Regions from separate parts of the Homo sapiens genome. Here region 1 is linked to region 2. Evidence: chromatin contacts called from ENCODE Hi-C or POLR2A ChIA-PET data. All regions are on one chromosome and are shown on one strand. Each heading gives the region's core, a stretch centred on a gene start or an enhancer-like site at or near the end of the contact. The rest is flanking DNA. Distances are from core to core; before and after follow the strand shown.

What was found. Hi-C counts contacts between places; a loop is a spot of excess contacts on that map. ChIA-PET counts read pairs that join two places held with the same protein, here RNA polymerase II (POLR2A). Pooled maps may share reads with other maps.
Region 1: a pooled map shows a loop between it and region 2 (2.3-fold over the local background). The contact joins the promoter of MTA1-DT here to the promoter of ZFYVE21 in region 2. A Hi-C loop is called at or near these places in 2 of 50 pooled maps. POLR2A ChIA-PET finds 5 or more read pairs at or near these places in 2 of 52 experiments (GM10248 and activated CD8-positive, alpha-beta memory T cell).

What each region holds. Positions count from the first base shown.
Region 1 is chr14:105,418,080-105,425,398 of GRCh38, reverse strand. MTA1-DT (MTA1 divergent transcript) reads left to right here and starts at 5,660. Exons shown (of 2, transcript NR_125385.1): 1 at 5,660-6,377; 2 at 7,090-7,319. MTA1 (metastasis associated 1) reads right to left here and starts at 5,572. Exons shown (of 21, transcript NM_004689.4): 1 at 5,336-5,572. The coding sequence starts at 5,363. RefSeq lists enhancers at 2,690-3,359, 3,360-4,027, 6,706-7,319 and silencers at 5,479-5,738, 5,829-5,878, 5,909-6,008.
Region 2 is chr14:103,714,512-103,721,300 of GRCh38, reverse strand. ZFYVE21 (zinc finger FYVE-type containing 21) reads right to left here and starts at 5,491. Exons shown (of 7, transcript NM_024071.4): 1 at 5,322-5,491. The coding sequence starts at 5,459. XRCC3 (X-ray repair cross complementing 3) reads left to right here and starts at 5,850. Exons shown (of 10, transcript NM_005432.4): 1 at 5,850-5,877. RefSeq lists enhancers at 2,617-3,127, 6,364-6,789 and silencers at 4,678-4,757, 4,818-4,887, 4,988-5,067, 5,258-5,827, 5,908-6,167.

The DNA.
Region 1 (7,319 bases), core at 4,411-6,910, 1.7 Mb before region 2:
GAAGCTGAGATGGGAGGATCGCCTGAGCCTGTGGGGTGGAGGCTGCAGTAGCTGTGATGGTGCCACTGCACTCCAGCCTGGGCAACAGGAGACCCTGTCTCAAAAAAAACATAATTACATGCTCCCAAGACAGCCTGCTGGAGTCTAAGGTAGGGTCTAAGCTGCCCCCCAACCAGGTCTCAGGGTGGGCTCCTCCTGGGGAAGGGGGGCCACCCTCCCTAGCAGGACTCAGCCCATAATCTGGCAAGAGCACTCCAAGTTCAGCAGGAGGAGGAAGGAGGCCCTGCAGCCAGTGCTCCCCCAAGCCGCCTCCCGGGTACCTGGCCAGGCACACGGCACCTCCTCTGGCATCCCAGCCTCACCTGCTGACCAGCGTCCAGATGCGCAGCTGGGGACCCACCTCTAGGTAGGATGCCTGCAGGGCCACTGCAGCAGTTTTGACACCCAGAACCCACACACACGGGCGGGAACGGCACTGCCAGGGCGGGTCGGGCGCGAGGGATGTGCTTCATTGGACCATATATTCCAACATCTCTCACTGACAGCTACTTTTTTATTATTCTGAGAGCTTAACGATCAAATTCTCCACTCAGAACAATATGGGGCCAGGCACCGTGGCTCACGCCTGTAATCCCAGCACTTTGGGAGGCCGAGGCGGGTGGATCACTTGAGGTCAGGAGTTCGAGACCAGCCTGGCCTAGATGGTGAAACCCTGTCTCTACTAAAAACACAAAAACTAGCCAGGTGTGGTGGTGCACACCTGTAATCCCAGCTACTCAGGGGGCTGAGGCAGGCAAATCACTAGAACCCAGGAGGCGGAGGTTGCAGTGAGCCGCGATTGTGCCACTGCACTCCAGCCTGGGTGACAGAGTGAGACTGTCTCAAAAACAAAAAAAAAAGCCAGACGCAGTGGCTCACGCCTGTAATCCCAATACTTTGAGAGGCTGAGGCGGGTGGGTCACAAGGTCAGGAGATCGAGACCATACTGGCTAACACAGTGAAACCCCGTCTCTACAAAAAAAAAAAAATTACAAAACATTAGCCAGGCATGGTGGCGGGCGCCTGTAGTCCCAGCTACTTGGGAGGCTGAGGCAGGAGAATGGTGTGAACCCGGGAGGCGGACTTGCAGTGAGCCCAGATTGCGCTACTGCACTCCAGCCTGGGGGACAGAGCGAGACTCCGTCTCAAAAAAACAAAGGTGGAGCAAGCCAGGAGTGCTCAGTGGCTGAGGCAGGAGAAGCTCAGTGGCCCATCCTGCCTGGAGAGTGAGCCAGGGCTGCCAATGGCGCAGTGCTGAGGCCGATCCTCACAGGCCAAGTGGGACAGCCCCATGCCATCCCCTCCAGGACATCACACCTGGGCCCCTGCCACTTCTACCACTCCCGCTCCTGGTGCTCACAGGACGGCCGTGTCTCCAGGGCTCTTCCCTGCCTTCTTGGAAAAGATGGGTGGGACCCCAAAAGTCGGCCCATGGAGCAGCAAGTGCCTAGGGACACGGTGCACTCAGCACTCCAGGGTAGGGCGGCGCTGGCTGCAGCCCTCTACAAATCTGACATTTTTTTTAAGTTTACTTTTTTCCCCACTGGCAAGTATATAGAGCAATAAAGTTTAAACTTCAAAAAAACACTAGAATAAAAATACAAAAGCAACATTTCTAACAGCGCGCCAGAGCGCAGATGATGGCACATGCCAAGCCCAGTGAAGACCAGCAGCACGGACAGGGTGCTTCCGCCCAGGCTGCGCCAGAGACCGGGGCAGAGCCCGCGGCCCTGCAGGGGCAGGGGCTTTCTGGCATCCTTTCAAACTACATTAAAATTTTTTTTTTTTGATACGGAGTCTCACTCTGTCACCCAGCCTCAACTTTTATTAAAATTAAAACAAAAAGGCCGGGCATGAGCTCACGCCTGTAATCCCAGCACTTTCGGAGGCCGAAGCGGGTGGATCACTTGAGGTCAGGAGTTCCAGACCAGCCTGACCAACATGGAGAAACGCCGTCTCTACTAAAAATGTAAAACTTAACCAGGCCTGGTGGCGCCTGGCTAGTCCCAGCTACTTGGGAGGCTGAGGCAGGAAATCGCTTGGGCCGGGGAGGCGGAGGTTGCAGTGAGCCGAAATCGCGCCTCTGCACTCCAGCTTGGGCCACAGAGCAAGACTCCATCTCAAAAAAAAAAAAAAAAAAAAAATTAAACAAAAAAAATCCAAAAGATGGGGTGTTAACCTCTTGCAATGAAAAACAGAAACACCCAAGGCAAAATGGTAATGGCCTGTCCACTGAAAAGCAGAAGCCCCACATGAGCAAGCTGCAGGCGGCTGGCAGGCACCGATTCCTGCTGTCCTGTTTTGGATGCTATCTAACATCTTCATGTTCAACCCAGAGAAGAAACATCCCGCCGTTGCCCTGGGGCCCTCTCATCCCACAGCAGGTTTCAAGCCTTCCCCAGCCCTCGGGATGGACAACCCTTGAGAAGCAGAGGTCAGGGAACCCTGACCCCGCCACCCTTGCCCAGGCCATCCGCTGCCCTCACAGGCACAGACAGAAGGCCTCTGTCCGTGGCCAGGGCACTCCATGGGGAAGAAACAGGCCCTGTTCCCTCCCTGCTCACCACTTCACCCAGCTCAGCTGGCACAAAAATACTGCCACCACACCTTCACCCTGCCTAGCCCAACCTGGCAGGGCCTCGGAGTAGCCTGCCAGCTAAAATACGGGTTGCCCAGATAACTGTGAATGTCAGATAAGAATCTTCTGGGACAAGTATGTCCCATGCCATATTTGGGACATACTTACACTAATAAATTTCTGTTTATCTGAAACTCAAATTTGCCTGGGCGTCCTGTACTTTTCTTAACTAAATTTGGTGCCTCTACACACAAGGTCCCTGGGGTGGGGGGGCACAGGAGCAAGCCCCTTCCCAGGCTGGGTCCCTGCCGGCATCTCCCACAGGCCAGGACTGGCCACCCAGATGGAGCCCGTGCCAGGCAGCCGGCGACAGACGGACAAAGGCTGCTCAGGAGACACTGCACACCTTCCTCTTTCTTGTCTGGGGGCTCAAGAATCCAGACGCCCACCTCCCCGAGCGAGCACCAAGACAGGAAGCCAACCTGCAATGCCCAGCCCACTGCGACCACAGGGCTCTGCCGGGGTCCTGCCGGAACCCAGGGTTCCGGTCCAGAAGCCAGGGATAAATGCCGCTTCTCCTATAGGGACAGTCAGAGTAGAGAGGGGGAGGCCTACAGTCTCACCTGCAGGGAGAGGAAGTCCTCGGGGCGGGCACGTGGGGGGCCTGACAGCTCCGAGCACACCCGGCCACAGTGACCACGGACTGCACACGCAGAAGCAGTCTGGATCCCACGCGTGGCTGTGCTGCCAGCAGACAGCACCCAACCTCCCATGCTCCTCATCACAGGAAAAGAGACCAGCAGCATCTCTGCCAGGCATGGTGGGGCCCCTCCGCCACAGCCTAGGAGTCCAGGCCACCCACCCTCACAGCACTGGAGTGCGTGGGTCAGTGAGGCCCTGGGACGGGCCTGCGGGCACAGGGGGACAGAGGGTTCGGGGAGGGCGGCGCAGCCCCACGAAGGGCTCCTCCCAAGCCTGTGTGGGGCCCAGGGGAGCTGCACCTCCGGGATGGGACAAGGCAGGGTCCTGGCTTTCATCAGCCACAGCACAGCTGCCACAGGGCACAAAAGGACGGCTGAGAGACGAGGTCCTCACCCACACCATGGGGAAACCGAGGCATGGGAAGGTTGGAGGGGGGGCAGCCAGGCTGGCGCCAAGATCACAGGCAGGCAGGCCTGAAGGCCGAGCAATGCAGCCACTAGGAAGGCATGAGTTGGGGTCGGGGTGTCCCCAGCCCTAGAGCCCAAAGCTGCCACCACTCCCCACCCCCAACATGGGTGGGGGCAGGGAGAGCTCTTCTTGGGACCAATCCCAAAACCATGCGCAGTGGGCCCGGCTGGAGCCCAGGCAGCAGGCATCCTCTCTGCCAGGGTGAGAAACTGGGCCCTCATGTCAGGCTGGAAGGGGGGTCTCCAGGTGGGGAGAAAGAACAGGAAGGAACAGGCCCCTCCCTCGAGGGACCCCGCACCCAGGCTGCTCCCTGAGCGTGGGGTGGGCTCAGCGCACCTGGGTCCACACAGGGACCTGGCAAAGCTGTATGAGGCTGTGGGAGGGGCTGCCGCTGGATGGGGTACAGGCCCACCGCCCCTCTGAGAGGACAGGGGAGGCCCAGAGCTGCTGATGCGGACTGACCGCCCATCTCACAGACGGGATGTAGGGGGCTCCCACCGTCCCCAAGGTCACAGGACTGGCCGGCCAGACCACACGGCGTCCAAGGCAGCAGAAGCCACGCTCGAGAGACACAGAGTGTTCTGGGCACTCGGGGTCAGGGGCATGGGGATCAAGCCAGAGCGGGAGTGACCCCAGCTCCCTCCAGCAGCGCAGGCTGCAGGTGGGAAAGGTAATGAGCACCTGCCCGAGAGGGTCACAGGCAGGGAGGGGTCTCAGAGTCCTGGGGAGGGAGGCGCTGATGGAATGATGGAATGCACACGACCCCCCACCTTCCTGTGAAAGACCCCACGGAGTCCCAGGCACACGAAGGAGGGCAAGGCTCAAAGCTGCAGGCCCGGGGGGCCCGAGCAACAGGAGGCTGGGCCCACGGAGGAAGCCCCTGCCCAGGAGGCCCTCCGGCCTCTCCCCAACCCTTGCAAAGCGCCTCCCGAATGGGCTGAGGTGAGCGAGAGGCAGGGAAAAGTTTGGGGGGACTTAGAGGCGTGCTCGGGATGCTCGCTCCCTGCTGAAGACCCCCTGAGGGATCCCTGCTGGGGGAAGCCCCGGGGCCAGGCTGCAGGAGGGCTCTAGGGAGGAACGTGGCCCCTCACCGGGGCTCCCCATCCCCAGAGGGGATGCACCGGAGTCCCAGCACAGGGCCGCGGGCCGGGGGAGACCCCACAGCCCCAAAACTCCTGCTCCCAGACCGGCAGCCGGCGCCTCCCAAGGCCACGTGCTCCCGCTGGGGGCTCCCGGCCCCGGACCCCCGGATGTCCCGCAGGCCCCGCGCCCCCCCGCCACCCCCGCGGCCGCCCCCTCGGCCCCAACAGGTGGGCCGCCCCCCACCCCCGGGCCGCCGAGCCCCGCCCGCCCCCGATGGGGCCGACCCGCGGGGCCATTTTGGGTTGGGGTGAGCACGGCGGGGGGCGGTTCGGGAAGGAGCCGGGGGCCGCGAGGGCGGGCGGGGGGCGCGGGGCCTGCGGGGCAGAGGGGCGGGGGAGGCGGCAGCGGCGGCGGGTGGGGGCTGCGGGCGGGTCGGGGCCGGGCATAAAGGCGGTGCGGCCTTACCTCCGACCCTGTACATGTTGGCGGCCATGTCCGGGCCGGCGGCGGCGGAGGGGCCCGGGGCGGGCGCGGCGCTCGGCGCGGGCGGCCGGGAAAATGGAGGCGCGATGGCGGGGGCGGGGGGCGCCGCAGGCGTTTAAAGGGGCCGCGCTGCTGCCGCCGCCGCCGCCGCCGCCGCCGCCGAGGCCGCCGAGGCCGCGCAGGGACGGGAGGGCCGCGGCGCGGGCGGGAGAGGAAGAGGAGGAGCGGCCGCGGGCGGCGGGGAGGGGCCTCGGGCGCCGCCGCCCACCGCACGGGCCGTTACCGACCCCGCGCCGCCCGCGGCCCGCGCGCCCCTTCCCGGACAGTTCCTCTCGGCGCCCCCGAGTCCTCCCCGCGCGCCGCTTCCCGGGTGGGCCCTTCCACCAGAACCCCCTGGTAGATCCTCCCCTGGTGCCCTGGGGGTAGAGGGGAGATCCTCCACAAGGGCCATTTCCCTGGTGATCCCTCCCTGTGCCCCACAGGTGAGTCCTGCCGTAGCTCTCCAGGGGTTCCTCCTGATGCTGGGGTCCTCCGGCATTCCTCCCTGAGCCCCCCAAGGGCCCTGAAGCTCAGCGGCCCAGCCCTGGCCTCGGGGTCCCCACCCCACACCTCCCTTCCAGGCCTAACCTTTGCCCCCGACACCAGGCAGGGCGTGTCCTTGGCCTTCGCCGCCCAGCCCGCGTGGCATCTCTGGACAGGTGGTCGTGCGCGCCTTGGTGTGGGCAGGCTCCGTAGCCGGCAAAGCCTCCCTGAACCGTGACCTGGTGAGAAGGCCGCAGAGGAGGTGCCTGTGCCCAGAGGCCACCTCCAAAGACCCCACCTGAGGCTGGAACCCAGCGCCTGCTGACCCCGCCAGCCCCAACAGGGCTGGAGTCCAGGAGCGGCCGTGCTCTTTCCGCAGTGAGGCAGCTGCCTTCTCTTCCCACCACCTGTCAGGATGCCTTCCCGTGTGTGCTTGTGCACAGGTCTAAGGAGAGGAGAGTCCAGTGAGTGACCCAGACGCCCCAGCCAGGAAGAGCATGAGGTGCGAAGGGGGCTTCCCAGATGGAGAGAAACAGATGGTCCCAGAGTGGCTTGGAGACAGGTGCAACATCAGTGTTGGGGGAGGTGAGCAAAAGGAGCTGTCTCGGGGTTCCAGGCTGCTGATGTGAGCAGCACCGTGGGTCTCTGTCCTGCCTGCTCAGATGCTGGAGGGAGCTGACATCTACTTGGGACATCCCTCTCTGTAGGACATGGAGCGGAGCGTTCAGGGCTATCAGGAGGGAGCCCCGTGGCCACGGTGCAAGATCTAGGCAGGCGGGACAGACATGGTCAGGATGCTGGGGACACAGCATGGGGAATCCAGCACACAGGACACCATCCAGGTGGGTAGGAAACAGCATGTGCTGGGAGGAAAGCCAGGTGGGGGTCCCAAGGAGAGCGGTGGCCACAATGTCATGGCTGCAGAGCAGACCAGTAAGGAAAGCCCCACCAGGGTTAGCACAGGGCCAGGAACCCGAGCTGCAGGGCGGTGCTGTCTCTGGGGAGAGAGGGCTATGGGTCCCAGGACACATCCTGCGGGCTGGGCTGCAGGGAACAGGAGCTGGCTTGCTGGTGATTGGGAGGGAAGAGCAGCCAGCCAGCGGCCAGGTGCAGGAGAGGGGCAATGACAGACAGGCAGCGTCTCTCCAGAAGGAAGGTGGGGCTGCTGGCCTCCCCTGTCCTACAGCCCCAGCCTACCTCTGTCTCCTCAGCAGGAAAGCAAAGCTGCAGCCTGAGATCTCCTTCCACCAACTCCTGGCATGGCCAGAAAGTTAGCCAGAAACACCAGAAAGTGCCAGGCAGCTAGGAAGCATGGGGAGAGCCCCCTGAAGCTGCGTGTGTAGTGCCTGCTTCCGCTGCCATCCCAGAAATGGACGAGCTTCACCCTGAGAACCCAGCCACACCACTGGGACACATCCTGACAGTGACATGCACACTCTTCCCT
Region 2 (6,789 bases), core at 4,242-6,741:
TGCCTACAGGAGTCAGAGCCCTGGGCGCTTGTCCCCTCCTTGCTAGTCCAGTAAACCACAACTGACTTGCACCCACCCTGCCAGATGACATGCTCGGAGGCGGTCAAGGCAGATGCCATAAACTAGGCTTCCCGGTGGGTAAGCAAGATGGCCGCGAGCAATGAAAGAAGAAACCAGGTCAGGCGTGGTGGCCACACCTGTAATCCCAGCACTTCGGGAGGCTGAGGTGGGTGGACTGCTGGAGCTCAGGAGTTTCAGACCAGCCTGAGCAACATAGCACAACCCTGTCCCTACAAAATAAAACCTAAAAATTAGCTGGGCGTGGTGGCGGGTACCTATGGTCCCAGCTACTCGGGAGGCTGAGGCAGGAGAATGGCTTGAACCCGGGAGGTGAAGGCTGAAGTGAGCCGAGATCGCGCCACTGCACTCCAGCCTGGGTGACAGTGAGACTCCGTCTCAAACAAAACAAAAAACAGAAATCATGAAGCCCATCACTCCTCCACAGTGCGGCAGACACCAGCATGGAGCTCCTTAGAGACCTGCAGGTCGAGACCCGCTCCCCCACTCCAATGCAACAGGAACGGCCCCTCGAGGGTCACAGGGCAGCTCCTCAGAACCAGCACCCGGCCCACCCCAAAGAGTGGGGTTTGGCAGCACGCAAGAAACCAAAAGCGCCTCCATATAATCTGAAAGTATAGTTTAGGGAGTTTAAATGGATGTTCAAAAAAAGTTATAAAAAGAACCAAGTCTCAGGACACAGGCTGGACATGGACATAGGCCTGCCCTCCCTTTGAGGCTGGGGTGACAAAAAACATCAGGCCCCACCACGCACTCTGAGCTCCCACACTACAGTGAGAAGCGTCACCCACTGGCTGGTGGGGCTCCCACAGTCAACTAATTCTCAGCCCCCCAAGAACTCGCCAATCAAAAAACAATTTAAATGCATGTATCAATGCACCTTTATTGAAAGATAATCACGTTTAACTGGTAGAGCGTAACTCCTACAAACAGAAAAGGAACCCACGTCAAAGATTTACCTCATTAGTTAATGAGAGAACCAATAAGACTAAAAACCCAGTTCAAAGGAGAATCCAAAGAGCAGACATGGATACAGGCCGTGAGGAAGGAAGATATGAGTTGTAAACTGGCTCCTCTCACAGGGACCCCGCGGTGGGGTGTGTGAGAGAGGACATCAACTTCACCTCTGAGAGACAAAATCTACTTGCATCTCAGGGACTAGAAACACGTGCGTTACTATCAGTTTTCTACAATTTGAAGCTGTCAGACAGTTTGAAGACGGTGACAGGTGCAGACACTATGATCACAGCCTGGGAGGGTTATGCTACAGGCGGCCTGGCCTCCCACAGGACGCCCAGGAATCCTTTTTTGTGGCTTCAAAGTCTCAGTTTTACCTAACATCAGTAACAGCTCTCCAGCCTGGGTGACACAGCAACACCTTGTCTCAAAAAAGAAAAAGCTCTTAGCCAGCCACAGGGACCCTTGAGGAGCTCGCTGGTGTCCCTGGCAGTATCTCATGAGGCTGCTGGTTCCCAGAACACCTGTGGAGGCTCTGGCAGCCCCTGGCACCTCACAGGGGTGAGCTTTACCCAAGCGCTGAGATCCTGGAAACAATTATGAAACCCCCCACCCTGCAGTGTGCTGGGAAAGCCTTCCACCGAGAACCACCCTCCCCATACGAGCCAGAGGAGATCACAGATGCCCCCCTTGCTTACCTGCAGCAAGGCCCTCCAAATTCCCATTCTCTGCCTCAGAAAACACTGGCCATTTCTCCTCATGATCAACTGGAACACAATTCCCTTACCTGGACTTTTTTTTTTTTTTTTTTGAGACAGAGTCTTGCTCTGTCACCCAGGCTGAAGTGCAGTGGCACAATCTTGGCTCATTGCAACCTCCTCTTCCCGGTTCAAGTGATTCTCCTGCCTCAGCCTCCTGAGCTGGGATACAGGCACACACCACCACGCCCGACTAATTTTTGAATTTTTATTATTTATTTATTTATTTTGAGACGGAGTCTCGCTTGGTCGCCCAGGCTGGAGTGCAGCTGCACGATCTCAGCTCACTGCAACCTCCACTTCCTGGGTTCAAGTGATTCTCCTGTCTCAGCCTCCCAAGTAGCTGGAATTACAGGCACTCATCACCACGCCCAGCTAATTTTTGTATTCTGGCCTCAGCTCTCTGATCTGCTGGAGGTCCTGACCCTCCACTGGCCCATCCCACCTCCCCAGCTTGATTCTTTCTAGCCTTGGCCACTCCTCCCTGCAAAAGAAAAGCCCTGTCCGGCCTGGCCTGTGAGACCCTCGCAGAACTCAGGGTCCCCTGTTCTCCCCGCTGCACAGCTCCAGACGCCTCTAGCAACAGTCCTCACTTCAGATCTCTCCTCATCCGAGTCCAGGCTCGTGATCAGACGCGCACGTGCTCTCTCCTTCCTGGCTCTGAATCTAGAGTATCCATCAAAGTGTCAACCCGCCAGCATGGAGCTGCGGTCATTCTTCTGCCAGCACCACGGATGGGAGGTGGGAGGGGTGCACAGCGGCAAGGATTTTAAGGATAAAACTCAGGATCTCAGCTGCTTGTGACAAGCCCAGATGGCTGCACGCCCGGACCGCCCACCCCCAAGCCCACTGCCTTGCGTCAGTGTCGGATATTTGATGGCAGAGTCAGACAAGCCCCAGAGATCATCTGAAGCTTCCTTCACACCCCCAAAGCACCTCTATCCAAAGTGGTGTCGCACGAAGCTTTACACGCCGCCTCTGCCTCCCCTGCCCCACAGGTTCCTGAGGAGGCACAGACTGGAGAAACGATTCTCAACTGGTTCTGCGTCAGAGCCTTGAGAATCTGAGAGCTGCAGGCCACCTCTCGGAGAAAGGTGCATGTGTGCACATGCTCCCCAGGGGGTTTTGCAGCATTTTAAAGGGATAACCCTCATGGGCCCAAACTGATAAACCAGCCCGGTCAGGCAGCTGGTATTCGGGAGACGGGCACTGGGCTGGATTCAGACTCCCCTGGCTAAGAACAGAGCTGGAATGAAAATGGACCAACACGTTTACAGATATGACGATGATGCCGATCGGCACACGGCCACCAAGCCAAGGACAATGTTACCCACCTGCCAAGTTCTACCAAATTCTCCTCTCCCCATTCCAAACCACCTCAAATAAACCTATTTCCCACAACTGGTTATCTGCACATTTGAGTCACCTCCCGACAATCACCTTAGCGGCCCCAAGCACGCAGCCAGCACAGTGTAGCTCAGTGTCCCCTTCAGCATCACCACATGCCAGGCGACTGTTACCGTACATGTCCCCTCGAGCTATTGCACCTAAAGCTGGACTTTATTCCAAATCTTCCAGCCCTTACTGCCCCGTTCTAAGTTCCTCCAGAACACTGTCTTTGGTCGTTTCTGGCCTGTAAGACCATGCTCCAATACAATTCACAACGCAAAACTCAGAGACAAAGTCCATCTTATTAGAATGGTTTCTCTGTCCCCCAAGCCCACCCAATGCTAGGACCTCCCTCAGCTGCTCAGATCCCAGTTAATCATCCAAACATGGTGGGGGGCTCTGGAGGGGTATCCTGCCACCACGCCAGCGTGGGAATGAATCTTCTCTTCCACGAGGGGTGCCACCTTGACTCAAGTGTTTCAACTCCACTCAGTCGGAAGTCACCGCGGGACTGCCACACAGTGCCTCAGCAGAGGCCACAAAGAAAGGCAGGGAAAAATGCTAAACAATTCAGCTGATACCAGAAGGGCTCTGGAAGAGAGAATGAAGGAGGGGAACACAGTGGTTCACTATAAAACAGAACCGTAAGATCAGTGCATGTGTACAGCAGGGAGAAAGAAATTGTGCTTTGGTGGAAACCTCTGCCTCATCTTGGCCACACTTTCTCACGTGCTCCTTACGGTTCATACAGACGTAGAGTATTTCTGTGCTATTAAGAGTTCGTTACACCATAAATACAATTTTCACGTGTCAACTTAAAAGTAAATTTTAAAAAAGATGAAGGAGGATGATTGGCGGAAAGTGTCTAAAAAGACTCCTCATGGTGGCGATACTGGGGAGAGGTGGGCAGCACTGGTCTCAACTCTCCAGGACACGCTCAGTGACCGGTGATGGCTCCGTACACTGTAGATGCCAGAGACACTTCCCCAGAGTCACTCGAATTCCGTCCTGTCCCCGAGGCTCTGTGGCCGCTCACCCCCCACCAGGCCTCCAACCAAGCTTCAATGAACCCAGTCAATTAGTGCTACTTTGACTTCTTGAACCTAGTTCCAACGTCTGCTTAGTTCTATCACTGAGGGAATTAAACGAATCTGTAACACGTGTTAAGTATGAAAGTCATATTACAAAAATTCTTTTTCTCCCCCAATTTTTTTTTTATCGTGGTAAAATCCACAGAACAGAAACTGGACACACCTGTTAGCGCACAGCCAGTGGGATTAAATGCACTCGGGGCCTTCCCAGTTGGCCAAGGGGCTGGTGTGAGGCAAAGGCACCTCCGATCAGGTCACAGGGAACCCCACGGGAGGCCCAGCGGATGGCCTGGCTCAGGGACCCCACGCCCACGCCCCAATGTCTGCAGGAGTGGCCTGGGCAACTCCTGCCGTGTCTGGGCCCATGGGAAACGGGTGCAAATCTGCGGTCTCCTTCAAACTGTCCAGTGGGCGACTGCGACCTCGCTTCCGAGGTGGAGGGTGGTATAGACGAAGGGAAACGGGGGGCAGCCTGGCCCGCAGACTGGGTCCTGGCCCTCCTTCCGAGCAGGAGGTGGCTTCGGAACCGGCCACCCGCCCGCGGCACCGACGCCTCCCCCGGTTCCCGGGAGGGACCCCTGCGGGGCCGCCAGCTCCAGCGCTTCCGCGGACAGCACGCGCCCTCCCCACCGAGCCTGCGAGGAAGGCGCTCCGCCTTCCACTTTCTCGGGAGCGAGCCCCAGCTCTCGGGACGCAGTCCACACGCGCTAGCCCAGCACGAACCGGCCTCGGGCAGGGCCGCACCCACCCCCGGGACCAGCCCGCGCCCCGCACCCCGCCTCCCGGCGCCCGCCCTGGACAGGTGCCTCCTGCCCTCCCGGGACCCCCGCACCGGGACACCGCGCGCCTCCCGCCCTCCCCGCGGGCGTAGGAGCCTGAGGCGGCGGCCCGGGGACGCGGCCAACCTGGGAGAGAGCGGGGGCGGGGGCCGGCTGGGGAAGGGGCCGCCCGGAGGCGGAGGGGTCGTCGCGGGAGCCTGGAAGCCCGCGGGGCCGGGCCGGGGCGGCGGGGCGGGTCGGAGGCGCTGGCCGGGGCGACGGCCACCCACCTCCTTGTCCGGGACCCACTGCGGCTCCTCCAGGCCGAACGGGCTTCCGAAGGCGCGGTGTTCGGGCACCATGCGCAGGCCGCTCGGGGAGCGCACCAGCTTCTTGGCGTCGCGGCGCGCGGACACCTCGGAGGACATGACGCCGCCTCAGCCTCTCGGCCAGCGGCCCCGCACCCGGCCCCTCGCCCAGCCCGGGGCACCGCCCGCCCCGCCCCGGTCCGCGCGCGGCTGACAGCGCCGGCGTCCAATCGCCAAGCCCGCCACGGAGCGCGGACTAATCGGAGCTTGAACTCCGCCCCATCGCTGCCCTCTCCAATCCGTGTAAGGGCACCGCCCCTGCAACCCTGAGGTCGATCACCAATCGGCGGCGAGGGCTGGCCCGGGTACGCTCCGCCCCTCTCAGGGAGATTGAGACTTTGGATTGGTTAGTTAGTCAGTCACGTTAGCGCCGCTTCGTCTCTGATTGGTGTAGCCCACTCAGGGTGCTAGGCGCCTATTGGAGGAGAAGGCCGAGAGGAGCAGGACGGCGGGAAGAGGAGTGCGGAACCCGCGGGAGGTGAGGCCCGCCGAGCCGGGCTGCGAGCCGGGCTGCGAGCCGGGCGGCAGCGGGGTCGGAGGTCGTGGGCGGCAGCGGGCGTGAGGGGTGAGGCAGGGTCAAGGGGCGGGGGCGGCCGCGGGTCTCCATTGCCCGAGCCTGTGGGAGCAGGCGGGCCTGGGGCTGCAGCACTCACCCCGGGAGCCCCGCCGCAGCTCGGGTAGCGTTCAGGCACCTCGCCGGGGCCGGGCCGCGTGCGTTCGGAGCGGGGAAGGCGGTCTCCGGGGCCCCCGGTGCGCGCGGGGAGGCGTCCGCTCAGGGGAGGCCGAGGTGGGCCCGCGGCTGCGCCCCCGGCCTTCGATGCCTTCGCTCGTCCGCCTGGGACCGCGCTGGCTTCGCATCGAAGTGGGAGAGGTCTGAACAGTTATTTTAATACTTTGATTTGGAAAGAAAATCCTTTAGGCCGGGCGCGGTGGCTCACGCCTGTAATCCGAGCACTTTGGGAGGCCGAGGCGGGCGGATCACGAGGTCAGGAGTTCAAGACCAGCCTGGCCAACATGGTGAAACCCCGTCTCTACTAAAAATACAAAAATTAGCTGGGTGTGGTGGCACGTGCCTGTAATCCCAGCTGCTTGGGAGGCTGAGGCAGGAGAATTGTTTGAACCAGGACCCGGGAGGCGGAGGTTGCAGTGAGCCGAGATCACATTACTGCACTCCAGCCTGGGCTACAGAAAAAGACTCCATCTCAGAAAGCACACAAAAAAAAGAAGAAAATGTTTGTTCATCCTGCCTTTAATTCCTTATTACAAGGCGTGAATTTTTATTGTTTTTTTTGAGACAGTCTGGCTCTGTCATCCGGGGTGGAGTGCAGTGGCGTCTTCACAGCTAGGCACAACCTCGACCTCCCAGGCTCTCAAGTAGCTGGGACCGCAA